Regions from separate parts of the Homo sapiens genome. Here regions 1 and 2 are each linked to region 3. Evidence: chromatin loops called from intact Hi-C (ENCODE). Cell type or tissue: chondrocyte. All regions are shown on one strand. Links, peaks and the distances in the headings refer to the core of each region. The heading gives the core; the rest is flanking DNA.

Region 1 (8,012 bases), core at 1,702-6,701, 370 kb before region 3:
CCAGACTTTTTTAGATCCAACATGCAAGTGTTATCATATAATACTTGTTTTTCTGAGCCTGGCTTATTTCACTTAGCATAATGTTCCCTAGATTCATTCATGTTATAATAAACGACAAATTTCCTTATTTTAAAGGCTAAATAGTATTCAGCTGTGTATTTTTACATTTTCTTTGTCTATTTATCCATTGATAGGTACTTAGGTATTTTTCACATCTTGGCTGTTGTGAATAATGTTTCCATGAACATGAAAGTGCAGATATCTCTTCAACATACTGATTCCCATTCCTTTGGATATGTACCCAGAAGTGGAACAAGTTTTTGGAGGAAGCTCAGTACTGTTTTTCAAACTGGCTGTAATAATTTGCATTCCTGCCAACAGTGTATAAGAGTTTATTTTTCTCTATATCCTCTCCAACACTTGTTTCTTGTCTTTTTGATGATAACCATTCTACTTGATGGGAGGTGATATCTCATGCATAATTTGAAAATATTTCTCTCTAATCTATGTGTTGTCTCTTCACTCTGTTGTTTCCTTTATTGTGCAGAAGCTTTTTAGTTTGAATGCAATCCAATTTGTCTATATTCACTTTTGTTGCCAGTGCTTTTGGGATCATATCTAGGTAATCATTGTCCAGACCAATATTGTGAGGCTTCCCCCTATGTTTCCTTCTAGTAGTTTTACAGTTTCAGGTCTTATGTTTAGCCCATTTCAAGTTGAGTCTTGAATATGGGGTGAGAAGAAATAGAACTATCTTATTTTTTGTTGGTGGGGGTGGGGTTTATTTCCCCTTCATTCTATCAAACTTCTTGCATTGTAGCTTTCACAAATAAATATTTATTTAAAATAAAGTAGTCAATTTTATAGAATTTGTATCTATCGTGTAAATTTATTATAAGGGTTTCTTCTTTTTGAGATATAGTATAAGAAATTCCTAGCTGGCTTTGTTCCTCTATAATTAGGCAGTTCAAATAGTGGAAATAGTATAGTCTCTAGAGCTCAAATTTCTTTAAATATACATATAAATATAGTAATATTGGGTAAATCAGTTAATCTATGAGCAGCAGTTTCCTAATCTGTAAAATAGAGGTGATATATGAAAAATTATAAATTTTAGAAGTAAAATTAAATGAGATTTATAGGCGAAATTTCTGACACTTAAAAGTATGAAACAAAGCAAACAAAACAAAGTAAAACAAGACTGATCTTTTTAAAATCATAGATATTTGGTGAAGTGTATCTTAATATTACACACACACAAAAATAAGACTCTTCATTTTAGCTATAAAAAATAATTCAGGTGTACTAGTTGATGTGGCTTGGATTTGTGTCTCTTCCCAAATCTCATGATGAATTGCAACCCCCATATCAGAGGAGGGGCTTGGTGGGAGGTGATTGGATGATGGGGGCAGATACTCCCCTTGCTGTTCTCATGATAGTGAGTGAGTTCTCACAAGATCTGGTTGTTTAAAAGTGTGTTGCACCTCTCCCTTTGCTTCTATTCCTCTTCCTCTTCCTCCAGCCATGTAAGGCATGCCTGCTTCCCTTTCACCTTCTGCCATGACTGAAAATTTCCTGAGGCTTCCACAGCTATGCTTCCTGTAAAGCCTGTGGAACCATGGACCAATTAAACCTCTTTTCTTTGTAAATTACCCAGTTTCAGGTATTTGTTTATTGCAGTGTGAGAATGAACAAATATGCTAGTTATATTCTATATTAATGTAGGTGGCTCATTTTTCAAAATTAAAAGAGCTATTTACTAGACATTCATAATGATTTCTTTCTAAAATAGATTAAGACTTAAATGACACATGAGATAACAAACACCCCTCATAAGCATTTCTTTATTGAATGCAAGATGCTAGAAAAATCATAGGATAACATTGTGATAGAATATAAGAGTGTATGTTGGAACAGGCCAATATTTACCTGAAAAGAAAATTAGCAAAAAATATCACCTGGTGTTACCCTATAGCTGCTTATTTATTTTTATTTTTTCATACTACAGTTGTCTTAATTTTTTTCATACTACAAGTTTTATCCTCCGTGCTCCATTAGAAGTAAAGGGCTAGAGTGACAAAAAAATAGTTAAATTTTTTCTTAATTTTTTTTTGTTCCTGATCCAACGTGTCACTTTTTTTCTTTCTCATTTTTAACATGATAGATATTTTTGTCCTTTGGGTAAAGTATTTGATTGAACATTTAAGTTACTTTTTTAGATCTTCAATTTGCACTGATTCATCTCAATAATGCCATGGCTTTTTCACCTCCCACTGCCACTAGCTTTAATATATCCCAATGTTATATGTAGCAAACTCACAAGGGCGGATAAATTTTTGTGCACTCTGTTACTAAGAATCATAAATGATCTTAAATATTTTTGCTGAAAATACTCTTTTTCTTTAAATTGTGAGTATTTGCTATAGTCTAACTGAATACTTCAGCACCTTGCACATGCTAAATATTCAATGAATTTCTCTGGTTGATACATTCATGCAACATCAATTTTTAAACTGTTTTAAGTTTCAGGTCACAAACACATTTGTCATGTTTCTTCTTTTATAAAGATTGTAAGTCATTAATCTGTCAAATAATAGTATTGGATCATGTAAACTTCTAATATTCTTAAATCTTGAAAGTTTTATTAGTCAATGACTGTAATAGTTTAAGGTTGATACCACAATACTGGACATAACCAATGGGCTCATGAATCATTGAGTGGAGATGAGGAGTTTATGGCTAATCTTATTTATTCTTTTAAGTCTTGTACACTGACTTCAAGGAGGAAGTATGACAAACTTCTGTACTGAAAACTGTAGATCCTGAATCAGCTGCACTGGATATAGCCTTTAGTATACTGATAAATCATACTGGCCTTGCTTTAAAAAGTAAAAACTTCAGTTTGTTCATCTCATGTTAAGAGAAGCAGATGAAGAGTGGAGAATACAATTGTCTATCAAAATGCTCTCAAAAAGCAAACTTGTATACCTCTGTTAAATATATTATTTTATATTTTGCTTTTTTACACTTTCTTGAATTTGGAATCCTCTCATAGTAAGTTACCAATTTTTTTTGTTATGAGCATATAAACTAAAAAACAAAGGAATAAAACTAGGGGGAATATAAATATTAAACCATGATGCTGAAAAATCACATGGAAATGTAAAACAAGGAGGTCTTCTGGTTTAAAATACATTAACCTTAGAATAACATATTTTAATCAACATATATCATTCTAGATTTAGAAGATATAAGAGAACTTATGTTTCCTTTATGGTGAATTTTGAAAATATCACACTGACAGTAGGGAATAGATAATTTTTGAAAAGAGAGAACATGTAATAGTTATATCATTTACACACAAAGTAATTGTATCTTTATTTCACTTATTAACAATGCCAAAATTAAAATCTGACTTTATATCGACATATTATTAAGTAAGAATTTAGACCAAAGACTGATGATAATTCCTTTTAACACAGAAAAGTCATTCAAAGAAAAAAATGTCCAAAATATGATGACTGCAGAAATCAATGCGAATGAAAGTAGGAATACCTTGAGAGTAATAAAACACTAACAATTAACAAAAAAGAAGGATCCCTAAAATATACGATTTAGAAAGAAAAATTACAAAGTTGCTGTTTGATCACATTTAGAATAAAGTCTCCACTCAATAAGCTAATTATAGCTAGAAGACAATTAAATGTAATCCCTAGTGAATGAGAGGAATAAAAGAGAGATGGTGAAAAAGTAATTTATTTTCTGTGGCCAGTATACTGAATGCTTTTTATAGAAAGACTATAATGATAGAGAGCTGAAAGGAGCCTATCTGAGAAGTAAATGGAAGTAAGAAACTAACTTGGAAACCACAAGGATGTCACAAGTATGTTTTGCATAGCAAGGCTTTGTATGCATTTAACAAAAAGAAATCATATTAAGGTTATTCATAATACCTCTGTCACATAATAAGAGTGTGACCCTGGACAAGTTACTTAGCCTACTAGAGCTTCAGTTTTCTCATCTGTATAGTGGACATAGAAATGGCATTTTTCACATAGGGCTTTCATGGGGAATAAATGAGAGAATGTTTTTATAGTGACCAGGGCAATGCTTGACTCACAGTATGAATTAAATAAACATTTGCAATGCTATGTGGGTTTTTTTTTTTAAATTACAGAATAATATTTTTTTTCTGTTGGTAAGCCTAGCATTTCTTATCTAAACACAGTAACAGCTGCATTTATTCAATGTTTCTTCGCACTCAAGGTCCTGTGTAACCTGAACTGCTCTGTAACTCTGTGAGTTATCGCTCACTCTCTCCATGCCACACTGCTTCTTCTTCTTCTAATACAACGTATTCCCTCTGTCGGATCTTTGCACTGGCTGTACCATTTTCTCAAGGAGATCCACATAGCCATCTTCTTAACTTATTCAATTCTGTCACCCACTAATACTACACAACATTGCATATTAAAATTTCACAAGTCACATACCCAGAACTCCTAAGTCCCTTACCTTGCTCTACTTTTTCCTTTCCAAATCACTTTCTAACAAAATTATTTGTTTATTAATATCAATTGTTCATTTTCTGTCTCTCCTCTTGAAAATGTAAATATCATTAGCTGTAAAAAAAAAAAAACTATCTCTGCTGTTTATAGTATAGCCCAAGAATGGTATTTGATTCATGGTATGCCACCAATACATTTTTGAAGTGGAATTAAATATATAAATCATGTCCAACTCATTAAAAAATAAATACAGGTAGCTGGGCACAGTAGCTCACACCTGTAATTCCAGCACTTTTGGAGGCCAAGGTGGGTGGATCACTTGAGGTCAGGAGTTCAAGACCACCCTGGCCAACATGATGAAACACTGTTTCTTCTAAAAATACAAGAATTAGCCAGTCATGGTGGTGCAGGCCTGTAATTCCAGCTACTTGGGAGGCTGAGGCAGGAGAATCACTTGAACCTGGAAGGCAGAGGTTGCAGTGAGCCGACAATGCCCATTGCACTCCAGCCTAGGTGACAAGAGCAAAACTCAGTCTCAAATAAATAAATAAAACAATAAATTAATCCATAAATCAGTATTAAGTATTGCCAGTACAAATTTAGAAATAAACTGAGAACATAAGAATTGCTTGTTCAAATGTTCATACCTAGTAAATGACTGAACTAACATTTAAACCCCAATAGGTCTAAACCCATAGTGTTTGCTTTATTTGCAATGCTATAATTTTATCTCATAAGGAAAAGTAAGAAGGTTCTTTTATTGCCTAAAAGAAATTCACTGAAGCATTATGAAACAATAGGTTCTATATTTTGGCACCAAAAATTACATGTACTCTAGTCTTTCTCTCTTTACTTCTAGTACTTACACTGTGATAACACTAGTAGTGAATAAGTTAAATACAGAAGTCAGTAATAGAGCCAAAGAGGTGATAGATCAACTTGAAAATGAAGGAACAACGGAACAGCATGGAAAATGTGTATAACAGAAGAGAAAATGAAGAGAGGTCTACAGTGTCTATTAATGGGAATATTGTCCAAAACTACATATATTCTAATTTTTCTAAGATCTGATATAGTTCTCACTCATGAATGTCAATGTGTAAATTTTTGTTATACTTCAAAGCTGTTATTTAGTGTTCTAATTTGCCATGTACCAGAAAATACAAGTATATAATTAAATAGTTGTTTAATATTCTCCCCTTAAAATGTGGAGGGAAAACACTCAGCTTATGCATGAGAACTAATATAAATTGTACCTGGTGTATAATTGTAATGATATTAAAAATATTGTCCATAGATGACTTTCATGATTAATAAATTAATGTTATTCTATACCACTTCATCATCTAGGTTTGCATTCCACTAGCCTATGCACAAAAAAGATTTTGCCTAGTGATTAAGAGGGTAGGTATGATTGAAAACAGACCAGGATTTGAGTACTGGCTTCGTCACATCTTAAATGTGGGGCCACAGGATGGTTATCTATTCTCTCTAGGATTCTGTTTCTTCAGTTGTGAAATGAAGTTGATTCACATATCTGCCCCAAAAGAGACACTGTTAAAATCAAAGAAAATAATGTTTTCAAACTAGTTGGTAAGCATTCAGTACATGTTAGTTTTCATTTTTCTTACATTGTTATACTTGATTCATCATCAGATACTCTTAATATTTTTCTCCTTTAAATACCAGAGTATAAGCTTAGATTTTTATGAAGTTTCTCGTTGTTGATGGTGGTGGTCTTGTGGATGTTAGATATTTTTTCAAAATAGTCATAAAACATTTGACAGAATTAAAGAACCTCAAAGTGGACCTTACAAAAAGAAGTAGAAAAATAATTAATGGAAAAACACTTGCTTGGGAATTAAAAAAAGAGAGAGAGGTCATTTTTATGACTCTCATGAATCATCCTAAATGGATTATATCCAGGCCAACATTAATTTGTATGATTCCTCTGCTGAAAAGGGACTATAGCAGATGGATTATTATTATTCATATCCTTTACAAACAATACCTGATAAATGCCATTAGTATTACAAGTTCTTTGGGATGCATAAATTTATATTGTGCAAACTCAAACAAACCACTGGGGTTTCTATGTGTCCAAAGTGTTAGTGAGCATTGGTCCATATACTTCATTAACATTGTTTTTTAAAAAAGACTAATGAAATTGAGATATAAATTGTCCCCACTCCAACTCTGAATAAAAGAATACTCATCACAGAAAACTTGCATTATTTTCTTACCACTTAATTTATTTTTTAAATTTTGTATAAAGTCTACAGCTGAAATTCATTTTAATCTTCATTAAATGCTCCACAACTAATACTTAATTTCATATAAGTTTAGGTTCTCTATGAATACACAAGGAAAACTTCTTCAATTATTCTGTCATATATAATTAATTGCTGTATCAATATAAACTGATTTTTGTTTAATTGAGGTGGTCTCCATTGGTGAGTTCTCATTATCCCCTTGTAATTAGCAGCGTTTCAAGAGCCCTTTGAGGTGAAGACTCACATCTTCTTAACAGACAGCTATAAGGAGAGAATTCCGTTTAGATTTCAGACTGGCAAAAGGGGAGTGCCAACCAGTTAGCACTGTTTTTATCCACAAAGAAAGCATGGAGGTACCAAAGAGCTATGATATATTAGTTATAAAGGGCTATTTATGAATAGTTAGTTACAAAAAGATAAGATTTTAAAAGCTTTACTAGAAACACATCGTTTTTATAAAGTGTAAGTTTTTCAGATAGAAGTCACTTTGAAAGAATAAAATAATTATTCAAATTCTCTCTTCGGAACTTAAAATTTCACTACTAGTGTAGGGCAAGGAAAAGTGAAATGTGTTTTATTCCCCTGAGTACATAAATAAGCTGATATTATGTGCAACTGAATCAACAATGAGCTCATGTTCAAGTCTTTCTCTCCAGTGAAATCAGTAGGGAGTCATGTGCTCATGCTTCTTAATGGTGTCCTTATAACTAGAGATTAATTTCAAGTTTCATAATAAAAAATTTAATTGTAGATAATGTTATATGTAGAATCTTGTCACTTAATTGACTACCTAAAAATTTATTAATTAAGTTTTGAAGCAGAATTATTAATAACTACATGAAGTACACATTATTAGTTATTGGAAGTTATGAGCCTATATTTTATTTCAAGTATTATCATTTGATATATATATATATATATATATATATATATATATATTTTTTTTTTTTTTTTTTTTTTTTGAGATGGAGTTTCACTCCTGTTGCCCAGGCTGGAGTGTAATGGCATGATCTCGGCTCACCGCAACATCTGCCTCCCGGGTTCAAGCGATTCTCCTTCCTCAGCCCCCCGAGTAGCTGGGATTAGAGGCACGCACCACCACGCCTGGCTAATTTTGTATTTTTAGTAGAGATGAGGTTTCTCCATGTTAGTCAAGCTGATCTCGAACTCCCGACCTCAGGTGATCCACTCACCTCGGCCTCCCAAAGTGCTGGGATTACAGGAGTGAGCC
Region 2 (8,012 bases), core at 1,702-6,701, 610 kb after region 3:
CATAGTTTAAATTGAATACCAGAATTTTTTCTCCCTATATTATATGAGAAATAAGCCTTTTCACCGTATTAGAGAACTTTCATTATAGCAATATGTTTTGAAATTGTGAATTTCTATAATACATAACTTTTATGTTCTACATTCATTGTATGTTGCAAAATGAAAAATTATTTTCAATAATGCCTTACTGTTGTTGAAAAAGCTGTCTCATTTTCTAGTCATTTATGTTTTTTTTTTTTTTTTTTTTTTTGAGACGGAGTCTCGCTCTGTGGCCCAGGCGGGAGTGCAGTGGCGCAATCTCGGCTCACTGCAAGCTCCGCCTCCAGGGTTCACGCCATTCTCCTGCCTCAGCCTCCCGAGTAGCTGGGACTACAGGCGCCCACCATCACGCCCGGCTAATTTTTTTTGTATTTTTAGTAGAGACGGGGTTTAGTCATTTATGTTTTGATATTATAAGTGATTTTTTCTTATTTATGTATTATTTTAAAACATTTTTATTGCACGATCCTAAAAAAGCATTAATCGAAGGGTACACTGCTTATTTAATAATAATTTTTCAGAAAAAAAGAACCCTATCCCATTAATTGTGCACATCAATTCTAAGAGGGTTTCCAATTCCAAATACTTTAAGATGTGATTTTATGACTGGGTGTGGTGGCTCATGCCTGCAATCCCAGACCCCTGGGAGGCCAAGGTGGGTGGATCACTTGAGTCCAGGAGTTCGAGACCAGCCTGACCAACATGGCAGAAACCCGTTTCTACAAAAACTACAAAAAATTAGTCAGGCATGGTGGCACGTGCCTGTAGTTTCCGCTACTTGGGAGGCTGAGGCGAGAGACTTTCTTGACCTGGGAGACAGAGGCTATAGTAAGCTAAGATCATGCCACTGCACTCCAGCCTGGGAGAAAAGACTGAGGCCTTGTCTCAAAAATAAAATGAAATAAAATAAAATAAAAAATAAATTATCTTAGAATTGAGGAGATAGTGTAATTTGTCTATTACCCCTTTTATTCACAAATATCATTAACTTTATATCTAAGGACAAATAATGGGAAAATGAAGATTTTATGTATTTAAACTTCCTAATTTATGTTAATATCAGAATCTTTAAAAAGTTGCCGTTAGTATCAAATAATGAGATTGAGTAATGTATTGCCTAAAACACATTTCCAGAAATAATATTTTAATTCTAAAAATCTGGTTTTAGTTGGGAAAATGCTTCCTGTTATTTGGGAAAGTAAGAACCTCAACAAGCTAGTCAGACACAAGGGAGCAGTGGTGGCCATGGTCTCCAACACAGCCTGACGAGAGCATCACAGAGGGACCACAGAGTTCTTCCTTGGACTATGATAGTAACTGTTAGCATTCATTATGTACTTTGTTTGAGCAGGTCTTCCATGATGCCTCTGACATATCCATGTGCCATCATCTTTCATTCAGATTCCTCCAATAGTCTCCTGACTGGCCTTATTGTAGTCTATTTTCCATGTTGCAACCAAAAACATAATCTTTTTAAAGACAAATTAGATCATGCTACTTCTTATAACCCCTCCATAGCTATGAGCATCTCTGAAAATAAAAGTAAACTTATCTGAAAATAAAAGTAAAATATAGTTGTCATTCTTATGTTATTTTTCACCCTAATCTAGGGAATATGCAGTTCAAGAACAAGGGCATTGTCTATTTTTTTTAACTTCTAAATTCTCAGTTTCTGGAAGGTTGTCTGGCACTTCGCAGGTGAGCAAGTAGTTAAGTGATGAAGGAACCATAAGTAAGATGCTGCCAAGGGGCAAGATACAATAAAACATATTTCTTGGTGTTTGTTAGCTGTCGCTCTCTTAATTTTTCTCATTCAGATCTAGGTAGCAGTTGGGTCAATTTGCATACTATTTCTTCAGGTTTCTCGGAAGGGAATAAAATCCAAATCTTTTCTCCAGGACTCAGAGTAAGGATGACTGGTCAGGGAGGATTAGAGTTGCCCAAAGCAAGGCTACATGGCAGGGAAGAAGAGGTACCTAAATCAAAGGAAATAAGTCTACTGACTTATTCAACGGACGGGTCTACGTGTTGATGTCATGATTTGTGGTGGGTGTTGAAAGCTTTCCTAGACTCAGTTAACCCAGTGCATTGTTTGAGCTTTGAAAAACAGTGGCTTCATTAATTAGGAATGCTACAATTTCAAAACCCAAGACTGAGGCTCCCAGGTAGCCAAGATACTAGAGGTAAGAAAGATCTTCAATAAAGAGATAACCAGGAGGCTTAGAAAGTTTATGCCCAAATACTTAAATTATATCAGAGCCCACATTCAATTTTGTGTCTTTCATATTCAAAAATCCAAGAGTTTTCTAAAAACATCACATTGTCATAGAACACAAGAAGGTTTGAAGGATAATGTATAGAATTTTTGCTTGTACTTGACACATACTTTGGTTTATTTAAAAGATCTATTGCTAAAGGGAGATATATTCAAAGGTGTGTTTGAAGCCCAGTGTCAGGAACTTAAAACTTTCATAGCAAGGTAGACCATCCTGCACAGCTAGCAGCCTGGGTCCCACAGAGGTCACTCAGGATGTGTACACTCCAATTCAGGGTAAAATATCCCTCCTGTGCATGCAGAACTGCCTATCTCCGCCAATGTGGATAACCAGGTGTTTCCTTTGGTTCTTTCACTCAGCTTATCTTTTCTTTGGACAAATGTCATGAATATGTCCAATCAGAGTAAAGGCCCCACTTAGCATTCTTGCTGGCATCAAGCTCAATACATACGGTAGAAGCTTAACAATGCAGAGCTGCTTTTTTTTTTAAAAAATGCCTGTTGTAAGCAGGTTCTTCCTATGAAATATACCAGTCTGCAACTTATATTAGTGACTGTATATTTTAAAGGCTCATTGCAGCCTTCTAGTGATTGTGCCAGAAACCAGATTTAATGACCTTCAGCAACAAGTTTCCTCTGAAAGGTGAAATATACTGGCACTCGGAGTTGGGGCACTGGGTATCTGTTTAGATTGGGGTTAGGAGACTATAGGTAGTTTCAACTCAAACGCCTTAATGATCCCAATGTCTGTCCTTTTCCTGAGCTAAGAATCATAAATTCTTGTTCCACAATGAGTGCTCTGGGGACCAGCAGCTCAGCATCACCTGGGAGCCTGTTAGAAATGCAGAATCTCAGGCCTTACCCTGGACCTACTGAACTAGAACTGCAGTTTAACAAGGTCCCCAGGTGGTTATATACACATTAGAGTTTGAGAAGCTGTGCTCTTGGTCAGCATTTCTGACTCTTGGTGCACATGAAAATCACCTGAGGAACTTTTCAAATTCCTATGCCCAGGCCCATTCTAAACCAATTAAATTAAAATCTCCAGATGGGGTCCTGGTAGTGTTTTAAAAATATGCCAGGTGATTTCAATATGTGGCTAACATGCAGAACCATTTTTCTTGATTATAGGAATTCCTCTGGTTTTTATTTACAAAAATGATTGTGATTTGTATGATTTATTTATCTGTGATAACAGAAACACTATCCATTATTTCATATTCTTGTTTATAAAAAGTATGTAAAATATATATTACATAGTATATAAAATAAAATAAAAATTAATAAAAATATATTTCGGCAAACATTACATGGAAATGTACTCAGGAATTACATTCTTGTGCATTGATTGTGTAGAAATATGTTTAACGAGTAACTTAATCATTGCTATTTTTCAAGTAATATAAGTGAGTTCTTTTCACCTGAACTTGGCAGCTGTGGGCATGTTTTTCATTCTAACTACACTGTAGAATAGATATCCAGCTACAAAATGTTGAATAAAATTTACCTACAACCATTGTAGCTTGTTGAAGAGATTTAGCTTAGTTGCTAAAATGTCAGATGCAACCCTGTAAGTGGGTTGCTTTTAAAAATCTCCCCTGCAGGCTTACCTTTCCTTCTACCCAGCAATTGCATTAATAGGTGCTTTTAAAAGGTAGCTGGTCCTCTCAAGATGTTGGCTTCTTTTAAAATTCTTTTAATCAAGATCTGCCTCTAATGCTCTTCATTTACTTTCTTAAGTGAAAATATAACATGAAAGCCAATTCCAAGCCACTGGAGGGGGCGAAAATAACTGTTACAGGGGCTGGACCGAAACAGAGACATAGTGCTTCCCCTTTGAAGTATGGCCACCTGTGAACTCCTATTGATCTTGGGCAGCCAAGCTTCAAAGGAATAAGGCTGCACTTCTCCCCCACCTGGCCACTGCGTGGTATAACACTTTTGAGTCAGCAGGGGCTACTTTGAAGTTAAAATTTGGATTAAAAAGCTAAATTGTGAGAGGTGAATAGCTCATAAGGTAGCTTTTAAAACAAATATGATTTGAGATCTGCTCAGTTGTATCTTCTTCACCTCCTTCGTTTACCCTCTTGTCACCTTCAGTATTTTAAAGGTCAGCCTTTTTCAAATTAGTTTCTATATCAGAATGTAATGAAGTCACTAACATGAAGGTGAATAGTTGATCTATCTAGAGCAATCAGGAAACTGAAAAGCCAAAATAGCTTCCCACCTACATCTGTTGACCTTGTAATGAGAAAGGAAATTCAGCAGAGAAACTAAACTTTTTTTCTTTGTCTTTTCAGTGGGCTGTAATAGAAATGGTGATTTATTTATAGATTTAAAATAAATTTTGAGAGGTAGTTGCATTTTGTGATTCTATATATTTACTAAAGTATATGTATTCAGACTGTTTCTGAGGGTGTGTTATAATCCTAAAAATTTCTCAACTCCTTATGGGGTCCTTTTAGTATATGAGAAAGCTAAAGAAAATAAAGCTTAATATGGAAATATTGCAATATTCAGGTTTAGTAGTTGAACATACCTTGCTTTGTATTCATGGAGATTAGTATATAGTTAAGAATAAAAGACTACTATCTTATGTCTATAATGATAGCATTTTCCTTTAAATTGGACTATTATGTTAAACATATTTTTAAATGTGGTATCCACTAAGAAAATACCAACCTTTTAAGTTTCCATTTCCATTTTAATCCTCAGAAAACGACTGTCCTCCTATGACTAGGACTTGAAAGGACTTTTTTTCCTGGATGAATACCTTAGTCACAAAGGATGTATGTAAGGGGTAATACCAAAGTTCTCACGACTCAGAAGAATTTAGGTAAGCTTTGCATAAAACTAGAAAGATTCTGAAGACTTGGTTCAAATCAATTCCTACAAACATCTCAAAGTTGCACTCAAACTTATAATTTGATTGTAGGATTAATAAGAATTTATTCTACTTTTCCATTAGAACAGTGGCCAGAATCACCTGAAATGTTTTGTTCCGCAATATGGTACCTGCCATTCAGGGTAGGGAAGAATTATAATCTCAGATGAGAACATGGAAGAGGAATGGAAAAGTTGGATAAAGGAAATATGTATAAATCTTTCACTCACTTTTAAGGCAGTCACATAGAAATAAATGAGAAAGATTTATTTAGAAATAAATAAATTAATTAAAGATTTATTTAGAAATAATTAGAAAAAAATCTGTATTCCCTATTATGCAATTTATACAATTTGCAATTATGTACATACTTATCCATCTATAGACATACATTTTTCGAAAGACTCTCAAATTTTACTTGTTTTATATACAAAATGCTAATAATAGTCTGCACTTTTAGAAGGTGAAGAAACTGTCAGTTTTATGCTGTGGAAGTAACATTTCATTTTTGCCAACACTAGCAACTATGAAACAAAGACCTCACCTTTTTTTTTTTTTTAACATTTTAGTATTAACAGCAATCACAGAGTTTTGCTTAGTCTCTGATAATAGAAATAATGTCAGCTGTACACCTGATATGCACAAGTAGCATTTCCTTAAAAGTTTCGAACTGCTGCTACAACTAGCTTGTTCCTGATTTTGTACGATAAGGTAAATGACCTCTCACATACTTTTCTATTTAAAAATCTCAGCAGAACATCATAAGCATGCCAACACTGTCAGTATTTTATTTTCTTTAATCTGCAACTTTCTATTTATTGGCTTTCATTTACTTGAAGCAACTTATGACAAGAGTTACAATGTGTACTGCTGTTTAAAACATATATATATACGTGTGTGAAGTAAACATTGTCTTTACTATCAGGAATCTTAAAGATCAGAAAATGAATAAGCTCATGAAATAATGAAAAACATTGAATTGTATGTTGATTTTATTTTCAAGGGTCAACTTTTAAAAAATTGTTTATTTATTTATTTATTTTAGATGAACCCTCGCTCTGTCACCCAGGCTAGAGTGCAGTGGCGTGATCTTGGCTCACTGCAACCTCTGCCTCCCAGGTTCAAGTGATTCTCCTGCCTCAGCCTCCCAAATAGCTGGGACTACAGGTGCCAGCCACGATGCCCAGCTAATTTTTTGCACTTTTAGTAGAGACAGGGTTTCACCATGTTGGCCAGGCTGGTCTCAAACTCCTGATATCAGGTGACCCGCCCGCCTCGGCCTCCCAAAGTGCTGGGATTACAGGAATGAGCCACCACGCCCGGCCAGGGTCAACATTTTATTTCAAATCTTTAATATTCTATATTCAGTAGAAGGCTTTTTTAGAAAAAGTCTAAATAAGATTCTGACAAATCAAAAGAATAGTTTTGCTTACTAACAACACTTTATACTAATAGTGGAATACAATACTTAAAAAATATTTAATTTGCAAGTGATGATTGACTACTAAAATCTCCTTTTGGCGAATGTAAAAATTTAAGAAGCTCCAGGACAAAGTACTGGAAACTTTAATAGCAGATGAGCATTCATCCCCTCCCAAATGTTTTTATTTTGTTTAGACTGAAACTTTCATTAGACGTGGTTGAAAACCATGAAACCTATGTACAAATTGTCTTAAGTATTCGATATTTAATTTAAAAACTGTGAGCACTGAAGCATAGATAAATTGTAATTACAGAACAATTTAATTTTTTTAATGATTCACATAAGAAAAACAAATCTTTTTTCTTTATAGTTATATCCATATAATTATGGTTATATCCATATAGTTATATAGGTTATATCCATATAGTTATAGAAATACATGTTATGGTTATATCCATACAGTTATATATATATATATAATTATAGTAATATCCATATAAGCATATATTTGTTTATATTTCTGGGAAATAAATATAATATGTATAATATCCATTCAAATTTAGAAATTGTTTTCTTACTCTCAGACTGCTTATCATGTCTATCTATCTATCTATCGGGGTATGTTTAAGTTTAAAAGTAAAGTTGTCATTTTTTAAAAACATTGTGACTCCAAAAATAATATCTGATGTTGCTGTACATGAGCACCATGTATCTTTCATCTAACCTGCAGAAAAATTAAAATGATTTAATCTCACATTGTGTTATTGTTATTATTAATAACTATATTGTTAAAATATTAATTGTTTATTTTTTAAATAATTGTCCCAAGGAAACAGAAGAAGATTTTAAAAGTTTGATTAGCATTTTATTCTATTTACCTCTCATAGCTAGCAATCATGTTGGACACATGACAAGGACTTTTTGCTTCACTCTGACTAGAAACATGGTCTAAAGAGAAAAACATTCCTATAGAGAGAGTTTAAGAATTATTTGATGGTAGGAGGGACAGACAAAAAATCTATTCGAAATAGTAAACACTCATCACTGTTGTTGGAGAATAATTAGAAGTAGCTTGAGATAATATTTTCAATAGCACAAAATTTTGACTTGAATAGAATATAAATATTATAAACACTTAACACAGAAGCCATGTCTCCTGCTCAAGGCACTGCTCTCCAGCCTGGCCTTTGATTCTTGTGAATGAATTAGCAAAGATTTGAATCCGTTACGTGTTGAATGGCCAGGAAAGACTGGGATGGGTACGTGGGTTTAAACACAGAGCTCCGTGCAAGTTAGGTTTAGGGAACTTTCAGAGTAATTGCAAAAACATCAGGCTGGAGAATGCTAGGTAGAGTCAAGTAATTAAAATTTTAGAAACATGCTAATTGTCC
Region 3 (7,433 bases), core at 2,434-7,433:
AATCATGTTAATGTAAATATGTAAATGATTTTCCTACACAGTGGAAAGATTGTTTATATTTTGACTGAAATCACAGAATCCAATTTTCTGTAATATCTGTTAACTAAGACATAATGCTTCTTTTCTGCTTATAATCAATTTCTTCTGCACAGTACCTTTTCTAATTCAGTTTAAATTACCCTTTTTCTGTGATGAACTTGCATTTTCACATTTGCCAGCTGTGAATGCATTTTGATGATAAGTACAAAAGTAGTGGGTTCAGAAACAGCCCTTTGATTTCATTGTTGTTAACTATTTAGTTTGACAGTCTTGGATTTGTAACATACTGAAATCTCCAATTGTCCCTTTGCCCTCGAATGGCCTGAATACTAGACACACACAGTATAACCTTTTCTTTCATTTGAAAATTCATAGAACTTATTCCCTGAAGTCATTATAATTTACTCCTATTTCTCTCTTAAAATCAGAGAATATTTCCCAGAGTTAAACAGTGAGGTAAATATTAGTATTGTAACAAGTTAAAACAAAATAGCAGGTGTACCCTCATTTAGAATGTGTCTTGAATTTGGACATTTCCCTACATGTACAGTCATGTGATTATTGGTAATTATACAAATAAATAATACAAAATGCATTAAAATTGGGTATATCTCCTTAGTATCTGAAGAGAGGCGTTTTTCATCTTTCCACTATACATTTATTATAGATGTTGCAACAGAGGGGATATAAAATTGAAATATTAAGGTCTTAGTCTCTGTTTCCATTTACTTAAAATTCACTAAATATATGTGGACGACGCTATCAACTTAGTTGTACAATGAATGCATAAAAATGTAAAACTAGTTTTCAGAATTATTGCTTTGGCGCACAGGTGTTGGTCTCATACACTATTTGGTATTGCTCAGGAAGACAAGTTCCTTTTGAATTCACTTTATATACAAACACATCGCATTATTAAAAATAATTGATTAGAAATAATATGCTTAAATCATAAAATGAAGCTAAAATAAATTGTAATGGTGTGAGGAAGTTCACCATTATGTTATTTTAAAATGAGAAAGTTTTGTATACTGATAATTTTTATGTCAGTGGCTTCATGTACAAATAGGTCTATATGCTTTATCATTAGTCAAATACAGTCGAGTGTAAATTTATATATTAATCATATACTGTATGCTGAACACTGTCTTCTTGACTGTCATTTATTTTTATTTAAATGCTCCGAATTCTTTGTCAATATATCTAGATACTACAAAAGAAAGAAGAGAAGTTTGAAAAACCTAAAAATCAGTATCACTGTGCAGCTATGCAGGGAGAACTGTCAGCAGCCTGGCACATGTGCATTTAATGTGAAGCTTCTTGTCTCTAAAAATAAGAGTAAAGTTACACATGCCCCTGTGTCTGACAGAGAGAAGGGACACAAAAAGAGGACTCACTATACCACCTACACTCATCAGAGGAGTGAAGGATGTTACTTCTTTGGTTTCCTGGTTTTAATGGAAAAGTATTTGTATTCACATCATTGAGTATTAGTCATTCAATAGATGAAAGGAATATTTTAAACTTTAAAGGCCACCTTGGTGTCATTTTAAGAAGTGGGGATGAGACCCTGGGGAAAGTGTTGAAATCCTGGAGAATTCGTTTTAACTATTAGAAGTGGTTTAATATTTGTAAGTTTGTAGTTCTGTGAGTTCTAAAGACTAAGTGCAGGGATTTATGTTTTTAACTCTTATGTTTTAGTTTACAAGTTTCATCCTTAAATCATCTATTTGTGTAAATAAAGCTTCATCTCCTCTATAACAAGTGTGTTCTCCCCATATTTTTTTTTGTCTCTTTCTAAGGTTAATCTATTACGCATTTACATTTTCTATGCATCCTTTAAGGGACACTGAAGATGCTTTTTGATACACTTTCTAAAATATTAAATAGGCATAATGGCTAGGAATATGTAACATTGAAGAAATGTTTCAGAAACTACAGAATCAAAGAGGTTTAAAGAATAAATTTCATATCTCTCTTCCATGTTATTTTATTAGGCAAATAAAAACTACAGGAGACAATTTAACATAAAATACAAATAAATATCTGGGGGTTGTCATCTTAGAGAACTCCCTACTATAAAAAGCAGAAACAACTCAATTTACTTTATATTTCCAGATAGAAAGGTTGGAAAAAGTTTGGAGCCTTATGTGAGATCAAACTTTGGATCTATCGGAAATAAAAGGAAATCATAAATGACTGAGAAATATTTTTAAAGGAAGAAATTATAGGACAAAAAAAGAAATTCATCTTAAACATGTGATCAAGTTACTCTGTGTGACCTTTGAAATTGAAGATTTGGCAATTAAAATTTTAAAGTTCTTCCTCTTATTACCTACCTCTTGAATACAAAGTGTCCGAAACTGCCTAATGGAAAACAGATTTCTCTACGCAGCCTTCCTTGCCGTTCGGGTTGAATGAATTCAACTGGAGATATTGGTTATGACTTTTTTTATTCTTAGTTTCTCTTTGAAAGATAAGCATTGAATAATTCCTGAAAATGGTAAATACTTGCGAAGAGAAAGGTCTTGCTTTATGAATTTAATACGTAGTGGCATTCTTTAAAATTCAGTGTAATTTATGCAGCGAAATGGAAAACTATCAAAGTGGAGGCAATCCAAGGAAAACCTTAGAAAATGATAAACGCGTAAAAAAACGATACGCAACCATCAGAAGGTTCTCTCCTAATGTCTCACTTCGCTCAACAAACTATGGTGAAAAGACAGGGCGGAGGAGAAGGGGCGCTTAAAACAAAAGACTTCCTTTCCCACTCCCTTTTCCTCTGTTTCTTTTGCCAGAGCTTGTTGCAAACTCTTGGAAACATTGTTTAAACATAATACACTTGGTTACTTTATTCTTTCAGGGATTGTGGTGGGTGGTACCTAAAACTGACGGCTCTTGGAGTAACAGAAAAAGAGAAGTAGAAACTTTTCAAAAAGGCAAAAAACAAAGTTACCCAGCCCGCGGAGGTTCTAACAACAAAAAAGTAAAACACACTTTACTTAAAGGCACAGCTCATTTCACTGTCCGGGCTCCGTGCTTGGTAGCTGAGAGAAGGCTTGCTTCGCCTCTGGTTTCTAAAAGATCGCGCGGAGTACAGCTATAGAAAAGAGTGTAAGTTGGGAGCGTTATTCTCGGATTTATTCTGCTACGCGAAAGCTGCGGTTGCTAAAAGCAGAGCGTCCAAAGCAGCACACACCTCGGCTACCATCCTCGTTCTCCTCTGAACATCCAGCGCGAGCTCAGAACCTGGAGGGAATCCTGGACCAGCAACCTGACTCCGCTCGGCACCGATTGGCTCCTGCCTCGGACCCCGCCCCCGTGGCCGGGGCGGCCATTTCGCCGGGACCCGCCCCTTGGCCCTGGGAATCGCCTCCTGGCAGGCCGGCTGTGCCTGCCACTCAGCCCGAGTGGCGGAGGCTCTCAGCTCGGAGCCCCGCCCCCTCCCCCCCTAATTGATATTATTGGAGTGTGGAGCAAGCGGCCGGTCTGCAGTCGGAGACTTGCAGGCAGCAAACACGGTGCGAGCGAACAGGAGTGGGGGGGAAATTAAAAAAAGCTAAACGTGGAGCAGCCGATCGGGGACCGAGAAGGGGAATCGATGCAAGGAGCACAATAAAACAAAAGCTACTTCGGAACAAACAGCATTTAAAAATCCACGACTCAAGATAACTGAAACCTAAAATAAAACCTGCTCATGCACCATGGTTTTTCAAACTCGGTACCCTTCATGGATTATTTTATGCTACATCTGGCTGCTCCGCTTTGCACACACAGGGGAGGCGCAGGCTGCGAAGGAAGGTAAGGTGATGGGAAAGCAAAGTTTGTTCTGACTTATTTATTTAGATGTCTACCTGCACAAGCCAGCTCGTCCGCGGCGCTGCCGGCCGCGCCTCCGGCGCCGGGCGACCCTCCCCCGCCGGCTCCCCGCCCCCTCACCGCTGAGGCCGCTCCTGGCGGACCAGCGAGCGCGAACCAGGGCTGTTCCGAGCCGCCTACAGCCCTGTGCCCGGAGCCGTCCATCCGACGGGTGCGGGATTTCTGGCGCGGGCAGTCTGGAGGGCGTGAGCAGCAACGGGGGTGGGGTGGGGTTGGAGGAACTGCCGGCGAGCTTATTTCTTAGTACCTCAGGCGGGTCACATCTCTCTCTAGCTCGGTCTTCCTTGTCTCCTTATTCGCCTTCTGTGGGAGCTGCGGCCAGAGTTGGGTTGGAGACTGGGAAATGCAGCCCCTACCGTCTCCGCCAGCCCGCCGGCGAGTGGCGGGAGCCCGGAGCCTTCCCAGAGGGACCGAGACTTCGATGAGCTCGGAAAGCTCGGGTTACTAATGAAGTGCTCACTGCGTCGGAGGCGGCGGCGCGGTCCTGCGGTTGGCGCTCGGCCGCCAGCACGGAACAATAACGCCGCGGAGGTGAAGCGCGGCGTGCGGCGCGCGACCCGAGGGCCGGGGATGTCTCCATTCAGCGCGCGCTGCGCGTCGGGCCCAGCGGTCATGGGGGCAGCGGCAGCCCAGCGGGCTTGGTCGGGCCGTGGAGGCAGGGGGCGGGCTGGAGCTGTGCAATTTGTAAGGATGCCGCCTGGGCGACTCAAAGTCCCCAATTATTTGCCCCATAGTGCAGCAATTGAGGAATCCGAGTGCCCAATCCTTGCCAAAGACCTGAACCCTGAGGGTTGGTTCTGGTAGGAGAAGGCAGGTTTTATTTGGCAAGCTGTTACAGATACGCCTGTATATGGTTATGTTTTCCTTCTTTGAACCTTTGACAGAAGGTAAAATACCTTTCGGTGCCTGTAGTTGGAGCTGGGGAAAAATAAACCCTGTCAATGGAAGTCTCTTGCTTTTGAGCAGTGTCACAATCCCATCCCCAACCCCCCTCATCCCGTCGCCCCCCTGGTCTTTCAGGCTGTGTATCTAAGTTTCATTTTTCGATCTGTTAAAAGCAGAAGAGAAATAATTACTTATTCCTGATGTGTAGAGGGAGAGGAATCTGTTATGAAATTTAGGTCATGGTGGTTATCGGGCGGGGTGTTGAGGGGACTTACATATAGGTCCTTGATTCATCTATTTCTGAAAACTTAGTGCACCTTTTCTTTATTCTCATCGTGCACTCCTCTTAGTTCGCTCAAGCCCCCCTCAAACCCGGCGCCAAATTCTAGTCCTTCTTTCAGCCTGACCTTCTGACCCCACTTTCCACATCTGCAACCTGTATAGATGCTGAACCCATTCAGAGAACCCCGTGCCTCCAAGCTGGCGGTTACGCGTTTGCAGAAGGACGGACATCTGCTAGAAACGCACGCTCATCCCCTCCAAAACCACATTTCTACTCCCCTGACGTTAGCGATCAGAAACCTTCAGCCCTGGCATACTGTGATTCCTCTGGAATAGCGGACCAGAGGAAAAGTTTGCACCGCCGCGGCGAAACCCCGCGCGCGAACACACGCAGACTCGGGCTGGAGTTTGGGCTATAAATAACTGCATCACTAGGGGGAGAGGTTCCTGCAGCCAGAATGTCTAGTTCTCTTTGCTCTTCTGGGTGCAAGCTACGTGAAGAGGATTCTGATTCTAAGAGCCTGAATTCTTTAGATGCAGAAGTGTGATGTATAAAAGGCGCGGGGGTGATGGGAGGGAGGGTGGTGATCTGTGGCTGGCGGGCGGCGAGTGCGCCCGGCTTCTAGGCGGCGACGCCTCTAGGGCGCAGCGGCGACCAAGAGCTGGCGTTCTAGGAGTTCACAAGCCCCGAGGCGGCCCGCAGTACCCAAGGGCTAGCGCTGGGAACCGCTTGAAGCAGGTGCCGGGCCTCCTGGGGCATTTGGGGGTGGCTAGAGGAAGATAAGAAACCCCCTTCCCTCACTTTCCTTGTGCACGTTCTCTCGGGTTGGTCAGTTATCATCGCTACAGGGAGCGCGTGTCAGAGTCTGACGCTTGAAGGCAAAGTGCAGCTGCTTACTTTTTCTCTCCGTAAATGCCGCCGCCGCCGCCGCCTCTTCCTCAGAGGAGATGCTTCCCGAAAGCCACTCTCCTCTTCCCGAAAGCCACTCTCCTCTTCCCGACTCCTTCTCGAGCGAGGGCGCCACCGGCTCCCTGGAGTGCCCAGGTCTGGCAGAGGCGTAATGGATGCTTGGCGCGGCTGGCGCGCCCGTCTGGCAGCCCCCGCCCCGCCCCTCCGACGGCCCCGCCCCAGCCCCGGGACGCCAGCCTTTGCCCGCGCGGTCGTTGCCTGGGTCTGTCAGGGCGCGCCCCCAGTCTAGCCCCTCTCCCATCACCTGTTGGCCCACAGGACTCCGGGGCGCGGAGCCCTGGAGTCCTAGGCCTGGCCCCCAGCGTCCGGGTGAGCCGAGGGACTGCGCCTCCGCGGGCGCAAAGGGAGGTCGGCACTCTGCTCCGAGCGGGAAGGGATACGCGCTCTTTTGAGGGTTTAACCAGAGAGCGGACCGAGCAGAAGAGAGACGCACGGATCACTTGAGAGCGGCTTCCGATTAAACGTTCTCGGGCCGGGTTCTGTTTTGTTTTAATTTGTTAGTTTGTTTCTCTCTTAACTTGGCCATCACTGCTGTCTGCTTAGGTCCCTTGCTTCCACCCCCAGGCTGAGCTGAGGGGTAGCAGAATGGCAATAAACAGTAATCTCGCAATGTTTATTTCACTCTCAGAAATGACCCAAGAAGGTCACCTGCATTTAAAATCCTGTTGTCTATATTCAGCACACAAGAAAAATAAAATAAAAATTAAGAAAGCATCTCAAAAAGAGTAGAGTACCTGACCACCCACCTTGTTTCCCTGTGCTTCATGTCTGTTGTTGAGGATAAAAATAAACTTTAAAAATTACTTTTTATATAAATTCGCTAGTCCAACGATTTATCGATGTTACAAGTTGAAATTCAAATTGGCATTTTGAAAGTGTTGTGGGTGTGTTTCTCATTTGAAAGGGAGTCAAATGTTTCTGATCAAGTTTTTTTTTTTCCTGTCAGTCTCCCTGAGAGTCTTAAGTGTAAAACACTAAACAAAGAAACAACAACAACAACAAAACAAAAATCCTGGGTCTCTATATCTATTTTCATTTACAGTGAGTAACTTTGACTAGTGTGAAGGAATTAAACACATAATCAACTGTTCCTTTAAACAGATAATCAGTTGTTCCTTTGTTTTCTTATCATAACACATTTTTGTCTTTCAAATACATATTTTATCCCTAGTGATTGAGTTGTATAATTATTAAAAGTTCATATAAGCATGTATTTTAAGTAAAAATTTTAACATTTTTCTGAGGCTGATGTTAAGCCTATTGACATACTTAAAATTTATTCACTATTATTTCTGGACAAATTGATGCATTTGTCAAAATGGTGTAGAGTCAGATAAATATTTTTAAAGTGCAAAAACTTATGTAACTCTGAAACCAG

Evidence for each region. Peaks named below come from ENCODE experiments on the same cell type or tissue, not always from the same donor. Only the 100,000 strongest peaks of a DNase experiment are listed, where the experiment ranks them.
Region 1: a loop joins it to region 3, with 3 times the contacts of the local background. A loop is called at or near these places in 4 of 110 quality-filtered maps.
Region 2: it touches region 3 in a loop (6-fold over the local background); 22 of 110 quality-filtered maps call a loop at or near these places.

The regions. Positions count from the first base shown.
Region 1 is chr6:93,789,131-93,797,142 of GRCh38, reverse strand. It overlaps LOC124901496 (a long non-coding RNA gene), which reads right to left. Exons shown (of 2, transcript XR_007059928.1): 2 at 6,740-7,042. Among named protein-coding and RNA genes, the nearest start is that of TSG1, 86 kb to the right of the region's middle. In chondrocyte, for the core only: no CTCF peak of the experiment used is centred there; no DNase peak of the experiment used is centred there.
Region 2 is chr6:92,807,254-92,815,265 of GRCh38, reverse strand. No RefSeq gene overlaps it. Among named protein-coding and RNA genes, the nearest start is that of LINC02531, 87 kb to the right of the region's middle. In chondrocyte, for the core only: CTCF peaks have their summits at 4,016 and 4,229; no DNase peak of the experiment used is centred there.
Region 3 is chr6:93,415,652-93,423,084 of GRCh38, reverse strand. It overlaps EPHA7 (EPH receptor A7), which reads left to right and starts at 3,526. Exons shown (of 17, transcript NM_004440.4): 1 at 3,526-3,840. The coding sequence starts at 3,744. RefSeq lists a silencer at 3,279-3,478. In chondrocyte, for the core only: CTCF peaks have their summits at 4,585 and 5,542; DNase peaks (open chromatin) are centred at 3,364, 4,254, 4,404, 6,074 and 3 weaker places.